2 separate regions of the Homo sapiens genome follow, and region 1 is linked to region 2. Evidence: chromatin contacts called from ENCODE POLR2A ChIA-PET data. All regions are on one chromosome and are shown on one strand. Each heading gives the region's core, a stretch centred on a gene start or an enhancer-like site at or near the end of the contact. The rest is flanking DNA. Distances are from core to core; before and after follow the strand shown. Region 1 overlaps WBP1L (WW domain binding protein 1 like). Region 2 overlaps SUFU (SUFU negative regulator of hedgehog signaling).

Region 1 (4,432 bases), core at 1,293-3,792, 140 kb before region 2:
CTTCCTCAGCTACAAATTAATTACACTGTCCAGGACTCAAAGCAAGTATATTTCATCTTTCCTTTCATTTTCTGCAACAATTTTCTTTCATGATACTTATCCAAGGCCTCCATGGTAGTGGCACTGTGCTGGGCATGATCCATGTAAGTCAGAAATGATTCTTGCAAATTAGTACCTATAACCCCCAACCTAGGACAATAAATTAGGAGCACATGACACGTACAGCACAGTGAGGTGCCAAAAGCACTGTTTGATCATTAGAATCCAGCCAGACACACAACGTGTTTACCGCAGGTCCCCAATGATGGTCAAGGTCACATTGACTTTCCTGACAAGAAAATGAATGTGCCAAACTGGCTGAACCATTTCCTTGAGACTCACTGAAAGAATGGATCACAGCTTCATTGCTAGAGGAAAAGGTGGCTGATGTGTAAAAGAAGTGGCTCCTGCTGCTGCCGGTGTTTGGGGACTGGGAAGCCATTCTTCAGCACATACATATTCTCAAGACATGGTCAGTCTATCCCAGGCCTTGTCACCACTCTCACAACCAGGCCAAACTGCCATACAGACAAGGCTGGACATCAAGGCACAGCCGCCCAGGGAACAGCAATGAGGCTGCTTTCAACCCCTTCCTTTCACTTCCTCGGTTCCCTGGCAACCACTGAGAACCACAAAACATACGCAGCACTAACTTTGGCAATCAAACTGATGGAAACAGCATCCTCATCCCCTCATGGGCAATGTAATCTGCACTGATCTAACAAGACAGACTGGCACCTGAAATTCTCCAGAAAGAGTGCCATGGCATAAGTGTACCATTCATTCACTCACTCCACGCTCACTGAATGCCTACAGTGTGCCAGGCATTGTTTTAGGCACTGGGGATGCCACTATGACCAAAACACACAATAAACCTTGCTCTAATGGGCTATGAAGTGTTCCATATTTTTCTTCCTTCCTTTTTTTTTTTTGTTTTGTTTTTTTAAGAGATAGGGTTTTGTTCTGTCACCCTAGGCTCAAGTGATCCTCCTGCCTCATCCTCCCAAAAAGCTGGCACTACAGGCACACGCCACCACGCCACCACACTCAGCTAAGTTTTTTTAATTTTTATTTTTTGTAGAGACAGGGTCTCACTATGTTGTCCAGGCTTGAACTCTTGTCCTCAAGTGATCCTCCTGCCTCAGCCTTTCAAAGTGTTAAGATTACAGGCATGAGCCACTAAGCTTGGCCCCATAATTCTAAATAATATTCATCAGTGATGATCTCAGAAGTGGAATTGCAACAAAATTACTAGAAATCCAAAAAAAAACTTGTAAAAATACAACCTAAATGATCAAAATTGCATTATAGACTTCCTGATTTCCTAATGAATCATCCTTTTATGATGCTACCCAAGACAGTGTTTCTAATCAGCATTCGTCTATTTTTATCTTCTCACAGATTATAAATTCTTGTGTGCAAGGCAGCATTTAACCCAAGGCATTACACCTAGTACAATACAATATATTCTAAAAAAGTGACTGCTGACAACAGCTTCTTTCTATCAACTTCTTGCCTACAGCCCCTCACTAACGTTCACTAAGCGCTGATATCTGAGGGGTGAGGAGAAAAAGAGATTGAGTTGGCAAATTCAGGCATTCCCAGGAAAGTGAGTTCACTTTCTGCCATGTTATACAAATATTACTACAACCTAGTGACAAAGGAGTCAGCTTTGCCATTTGAAAAGCAAGATGATCATTAACAATTTCTGCTAGCCTGAAAAAATGGGTTCTCCTATGTACGTGATCCAGCCTCATACATGATGAGCCAAAGGTAGGGTAAATCCTTCTTCAAATGACTTTAGTCATCCGCCTGCCAATGCAGAATTAAATTCAATGCTGAATTCACCAACTTAAAAAAAAAAAAAAAAAGGAAGTCATACTAAATTAGAATTAAGCAGGATTATGTTGTCAAAATGTTGCAGGTTGGCTGGGCACCATGGCTCACGCCTGTAATCCTAGTACTTTGGGAGGCTGAGGTGGGCAGATTGCTTGAGCCCAGGAGTTCAAAACCAGCTTGGGCAACATGGCAAAACCCCATCTCTACAGAAAATACAAAAATTAGCTGGGCATGGTGGCACATGCCTGTTGTCTCAGCTACTCGGGAAGCTGAGGTGGGAGGGACACTTGAGCCCAGGAGGGAGAGGTTGCAGTGAGCCAAGATCACACCACTGCACTCCAGCCTGAGCGACAGAACGAGACTCTGTCTCAAAAAAAAAAAAAAAAAAAAAAAAAAAAAGGGCCGGGCATGGCTCATGCTTGTAATCCCAGCACTTTGGGAGGCCAAGGCAGGCAGATCACCTGAGGTCAGGAGTTCCAGACCAGCCTGACCGACATGGGGAAACCCCATCTCTACTAAAAATAGAAAAATTAGCTAAGCATGGTGACACATACCTGTAGTCCCAGCTACTTGAGAGACTGAAGCAGGAGAATCACTTGAACCTGGGAGATGGAGGCTGCAGTGAGCTGAGATCATGCCACTGCACTCCAGCCTGGGCGACAGAGCGAGACTGTCTCAAAAAAAAAAAAAAAAAAAAAAAGGCCGGGCGCAGTGGCTTACGCTTGTAATCCCAGCACTTTAGGAGGCAGAGGCGGGTGGATCACGAAGTCGGGAGATCAAGACCATCCTGGCTAACATGGTGAAACCCCGTCTCTACTAAAAATACAAAAAATTAACCAGCGTGGTGGCGGGCGCCTGTAGTTCCAGCTACTTGGGAGCTGAGGCAGGAGAATGGAGTGAACCCGGGAGGCAGAGCTTGCAGTGAGCTGAGATTGTGCCACTGCACTCCAGCCTGGGCGACAGAGCGAGACTCCGTCTCAAGAAAAAAAAAAAAATGTTGCAGATTAACAACTACTTATGGCCCCAAGCAGCATCTGAGATATCCTTCTACCGAGGCAGTCTCCTCCTCTGCAATTCAGAGAACCCCCAGAGATAGTACTGCTGGAAATACTACCCTTTGGATTCAGATTAACTTTTTTTTTTTTTTCTTGAGACAGAGTCTCACTCTGTCAACCAGGCTGGAGTGTGGTGGCACGATCTTGGCTCACTGCAACCTCTGCCTCCCAGGTTCAAGCGATCCCCCTGCCTCAGACTCCCAAGTAGCTGGGACTACAAGTGTGCGCCACCACTCCCAGCTAATTTTTGTCTTTTTATTAGAGATGGGGTTTCACCATGTTGGCCAGGCTGGTCTCGAACTCCTGACCTCAACCAAAGTGCTGGGATTACAGGCATGAGCCACCATGTCTGGCCTCAGATTAACTTTTTAAATTTTTATTTAAAATTTTTTCTGTCATTATAGATGAGGGCTTCCTATGTTGCCCAGGCTGGTCTCGAACGCTTCACCTCGCCTCCTTATGAGCCAGGACATCAGGACTGAGCCACCGTGCCTCCCTAAAATTTTATTTTAAATAGGGAGTCTTGCTATGTTACCCAAGCTGGTCTCGAATCCCTGGCCTCAAGCAATCTTCCCACCTCAGCATCCTCAAATGCTGACATCACAGGCACGAACCACTGTGCCGTACCGGATTAATTTAAGACATACTGCAAAAACATACATGCTCACAGCTACCTGAATTCATTCTTTTACTGTAGAAAATTTGTTTAAGTATCTTTTGGCAACATTTTTGTAGGCAGTCTATATATTTATAATCTTTAAATTCTGGGGTGGGGTAGGGGAGAGATAATCATTTGTTCAACCCTGACCATGAGCCAGACTCCATGCTAAGTATCTCACAGCCACAACAACCCTATGATGTGGCTATTACCATCCCTATTACTCAGTTACAGAAATGGAGGCAAATGGGGTTTATGTAACTTGCCCAAGGTCACACAGCTGGCTGTGAGACAGCAAGGATTTGAGTGAAGACTCTGGCTCCACAGGCTCTTTCCTTTATGAACACACAGGCGTCAGCTATTAGAATATCAGAAGTTACAAACAAGGAAAAAACAAACAGCAAAAACCAGAACTGAGGGTCAGGTGAATGTTAAGCAGACAGGCAGGTCCCTGGTCAGCGCTCTGGAACCCTGTTTATGAGACTGCCATGCACACTGGATATGATGGTGGTGTTCTGGAGTGTGAAGTCAGGGTCCTAGGGTCCTTCTGACCCACTTTGGAAAGCAAGGTTCTATGAGGTCAAAGACTGGGAAAGCCCTAAAGTTCTCATCTGTTCCTAATGCACAACAGATCCACACACAAGGAATAGGCTGGAGACCTTCCTAGGACATGGCTCTTGGGAACCTGGTGAGCTGTTCCCACACCTTTGCCATCTGGTCAACTGAGGCTGACGGCGACTAGGGCTGAAGGTCTAGGGGTATCTTATTTTACAATCAAGGGATCTGAAGAAAGAGAGTTTGTCAGAACAGGACAGTAACTGCCAGGCTTCTAGGGTAGGAG
Region 2 (4,269 bases), core at 1,663-4,162:
CCAACTCCTGCTCCCTGGAGAACCCAGCTGGTGCCCTCATACCCCTGGGGGCAGCTCTTTGGCTGGATCTCTCATCAGTGGAGTCCTGCACCCTGTGGGCACTCCTGTGGCATCCCTGCTGGTGCCTGTGTGTGCAGCAGAGGCAGATGGGAGCAATGAGGAGCCCTGCATTGTCATGACTTTGCTTTGAAGAGGTGTAAAGAGTGATCTTGAAGTATTGTAACAGTCCCATCCCTAGAGTTGGGGGTAAGAAGGCAGGAAAGGGGCTTGCTGGTTCCAGGTCAGGCGTGGGAGATAACCCGAGAGGAACTCCAAAACCATGGGCTAGAGATAGGCTGGCTTCTGGAAGGCAAACTGTGAGATCTGCAGTACTGGGGGTGAGGGGCTGAGGACCACGAGAGGCCAGGATGCCAGAAAGGAGAGGGATTAGGAGTGGAGAATGAAAGATAGGGCATGAATGGATACAGGGAGGATGGGAGGGCAGCAGAGAGCAGTGTTAGCAAAACCAAAGTGAAAGAGATGTTAAGAGGTGGATTTTTCAATTTTAGTAAGGCAGCCCTACAGCCTGAAGGCTGGGAGGCCCAGGGACTGAGGAAATGGGACAGGACTGGTTACAGAGCTGGAGACCCAGGCCCTGAATGACAGTGGGGATGGTGTGTGATGTGCTGAACCTCACCCTCTCCCAGGTAGGCCTGGTTGGGTGGAAAAGGCCTAGAAGATGAGGCTGGGGTCACCAAGTCTTTGAGACCCATTCACTTGGAAAACAGTAGCACCCCTCCCTGGCCCCAGCTAAACTAGGCTCAAAGCTGCACAAGGGAGTGTCTCTACTCTCCCCCTGCCCCGGGCTCCACCAGGCCCAGCTGGGAAGAAAAGCCTCTCTGTGCAGCCGGCTCCTCCAGGGCTCTGGGCTGGCAGGCGAACACCAAGCACCTTCTCTGGTGGCAGCCCAGGGAGAGATACAGCCCTAGGCCTCTGTCAGAGAATGCGAAAGTTCAACGGGGAATGAAGTTCTGTTTAAAAAACATTATATACATGGCTTCTGGACATCTTTGCAGAGCAATAAAATACCACCCGGTTTCTACAAAATAAAATAAGGAAGAAGAAAACCAAACATGATCAGAGGAATTGTTCCGCGGCCAGAGGAGCTTGAGTAGCAAAGGCTTCCAGAGATGAGCTGGGAAGTGCATCCACTCGCTCTGCATCTGGCTGTCCGCCTCCCTCCTGCTGGGCTGTGCGGCAGGGGGTAGGTGAGAAAGAGGGCTGTCTCCACCTAGGGGCACAGCCAGGGTCCAGAGTCAAACCTCAAACCAGAATCTGTGCAGGCTGCAGGCAGGGAGGGTCCGCATTTGCCCACTCACTGGCCTGATGGGTCACAAGGCTTAGCCAGCGGCGGGGTGCGGCCCCTGAGCTGGAGGTGAGGTGGAGGGCCTGTGGCCTGTGCATGGCACCCCACTGGGCTGCGGGGTGGCACTGCGCAGTCTTCCTCACACTTGTCCTTTTATTTGTGGAGATCTCGTTGACACAACTGTTACACTGGAAGTCACTGGGGAGCAGCTGGGCTCCCTGCTGGCCACTGCAGGGCCCAGCCCAGGCTAGTGTAGCGGACTGTCGAACACCACGTCAGGCAGGATGGAGACCTTCAGCTTCTTTTCAGGCCAGCTGTACTCTTTGGGAAGTTTGAACTGTGGAGGGAGCAAGCACAGACCAGGAGTGTGAGTGGTTAGCAGAATACACCGTGGTCTTTCCAGAGATTGCCCAGGCCTGTCCCCGGGGAGCTAGGGATAGGACAGGCCGCGGGAGGCGTGGCTTCATTCTCAAATGCTAGACCCAGGTGGCAGGCTGGGCTCAAACGGCTGGAGTTGGTGACCCCTTCTTTCCCCACGGCCTGTCAATAATGAGGCAGGTTGGAGGAGGGCGTTTTCTCCTCCTTTCTCCACTAAGCTGACCTCCCTCTTGCTCACTTCCTTGGTTCTGCCTCTGGCCACAGGCATGTAAAGAATCTGCTCCCTGAGGCCCTGGGGCTGGAGGATGGGGGCTGGGGGAGGGTCTGGAGGCTATGGGGAAGTGGCCTGAGCTCTGTCACTGCCATGGCCTCTCTTTCAGAGGCTAGTGCAGGAAGAACCCTGGAACCTGTCCTCTGTATACTTGGCCAAAGGCTCCAAAGGGAAGGAGGCCCCAGTTCGGCCCCAAAGTCAGAACCACACTTGCGGCCTTGGTGGGAGCAGAAGAGTGGGACAAGTGTGGTTTGAGGTGATCCCTTGGGCCTGAGAGGGGCCAATCCCCACCCTGCTCCCTGTATTCATTCGCACCACTTCCCAGGGTTACCAGCCTCAGAGTGGTCCCAGTGGTGGCCAAGGAGAGCCAAATGTCTCCCACCCCATCCCAGGATACACTGATTTGCCTACAGTTCTGTTTCTCCCATTCACCTGGGAGTTTCTGGTAGGGGAAGGGGAAGAGGCTGATGCCTCTTATTCCCTCTTTACTGTAGAACTTTGCATGCAGTCTGGCACACAGATGGAGCTCAATAAATGCTCACTGCCTGGGACTGATACCGGAACTTAGACACAGGGTCTGTCTTTTCTTTTTCTTTTGAGACGGAGTTTCGCTCTTGTTGCCCAGGCTGGAGTGCAATGGCGCGATCTCGGCTCACTGCAACTTTTGCTTCCCGGGTTCAAGCGATTCTCGTGCCTCAGCCTCCCGAGTAGCTGAGATTACAGGCATGCACCACCAAGCCCGGCTAATTATTGTATTATTAGTAGAGATGGGTTTTCTCCATGTTGGTCAGGCTGGTCTCAAATTCCCGACCTCAGGTGATCCACCTGCCTCGGCCTCCCAAAGTGCTGGGATTACAGACATGAGTCACTGCGCCCGGCCCAGGGTCTGTCTTTTCTAATTTGGCTAGGCCGGAAGTCAGGGCAGGGTGGAAAGGAGAGAACAGTGTTCTCAGCCTGCCTCGGTCTGGGGCTGGAGGCAGACGAGCCTGACCCTTCCTGGCTGCCTCCCTCTTCGCTCCCTCTGCTGGGGGACTGTCTCTGCCAGGACCAAAGTGGCGAGTGAGGCAGGGTGTAGGGACAGCCTCTGGACAGAAAAGGAAAAAAAGAAAAAAGTCATTTTTAGTGACCTACTTTCCTCTGCTCCCCCAGGCTTCTGTCCCTCTTGCCTGGACTGTCCCCCTCCTACCCCCAAGCTCAAAGCAGCAGCCTGGCACAGCGCCATCCCAGTGCGACAAGGCCTCTCCGGAAGCGCTTCTGGGCAGCTGGCTCTGGTCTGACTGAATGGGGAGCTGGGACTCAGGGACCAGTGACTTGTGGGGGTTGATTGGCTGGCATGGACTGGGTGCTTGATGGCTTTGGAATATATAAATGAACAAATTTCTCAAGCTGCATCCCAGAGGACAGAGGAGACCCTGCTCTATTGAGGTGACCCTGGCTCTGGGGAGTTCCTGTCCAACTGGAGACCTGGACTGGACGGTCCCGCCCTGTGCACTCCCCTCAGCTTCCTAAACACCAGAGGCCTGTGTCCTGGCTGTTGCAGCCCAGGGAGCCCTGGAAGCTGGAAGCTCCAGCCCTGGCTGGAACCTAGCTCCCGCCTGGCCTCCCTCTTGGTAGAAAGCCTGGCCCCTGGGAGGCGAAGGAGTTCTCCCCCAAGCACATTTCCTGGCAGACAGGACAAGGGAAGGGTCTGCCTCTGCCACAGGCAGGGCAGGGCCCAGGAGAGCTCTCCAGAGGCCCGGCCAGCCTGCTAGAGTTCACTAACCCATGGGGCACTGGGGCCAGGAAAGCTCCCATCCCACTGGGGTGCTGCGGGCAGGAGCGGGGGAGGGGAAGGGATTTTCCAGGATGAGGTAAGCCCTCGCAAATAAGGATGCCGGGAACAAGGGAGAAAAAACAAAGGGGATTATGGACTCCATTCCTCTACCCCAGAGGAGCAGCTAAAGAAGGCACAGCCACAGCTGGCCTGCCAGCTCCTCCAGCTCTGAGCCAGGGCTGGAAGAGGGAGACTAAGAGGCACAGCTCATGGCTGGAGGACGAAGAAGGGAGAGTGGCTCCTGGGTGGCCCGAGGCGAGAGCAGGAGTCCCTTGCTGCCCACCAGAACTCCCCAGCGGAATGTTCTCTGGCAACAGACATGGGCGTTCTGTTCAGAATCTGCCAGGGAACAGCAGGGGCTGGGGAGAACTCGTACTAGCCTGAAGGCCCTGGCTTCCTCTTCAATGAGGCTCTCAGGAGCTGGCAATTCAGACGATTTGCTGGGTGTCCTTACAAGGGCTG

The links. ChIA-PET counts read pairs that join two places held with the same protein, here RNA polymerase II (POLR2A).
Region 1: POLR2A ChIA-PET joins it to region 2 with 15 read pairs in BJ. The contact joins two enhancer-like sites. POLR2A ChIA-PET finds 5 or more read pairs at or near these places in 3 of 52 experiments (BJ, GM10248 and activated T-cell).

Annotation. Positions count from the first base shown.
Region 1 is chr10:102,770,404-102,774,835 of GRCh38, reverse strand. All of the region lies in intron 1 of WBP1L (WW domain binding protein 1 like), which reads right to left. Among named protein-coding and RNA genes, the nearest start is that of WBP1L, 29 kb to the right of the region's middle. Within about 2 kb of position 2,542, at least 5 of the 41 ENCODE cell types and tissues checked have a DNase peak (open chromatin) inside an H3K27ac peak, as active enhancers do.
Region 2 is chr10:102,627,479-102,631,747 of GRCh38, reverse strand. SUFU (SUFU negative regulator of hedgehog signaling) reads right to left here. Exons shown (of 12, transcript NM_016169.4): 12 at 1-1,682. The coding sequence ends at 1,593. Among named protein-coding and RNA genes, the nearest start is that of TRIM8-DT, 14 kb to the left of the region's middle. RefSeq lists enhancers at 1-188, 1,842-2,136, 2,747-3,289. Within about 2 kb of position 2,912, at least 26 of the 41 ENCODE cell types and tissues checked have a DNase peak (open chromatin) inside an H3K27ac peak, as active enhancers do.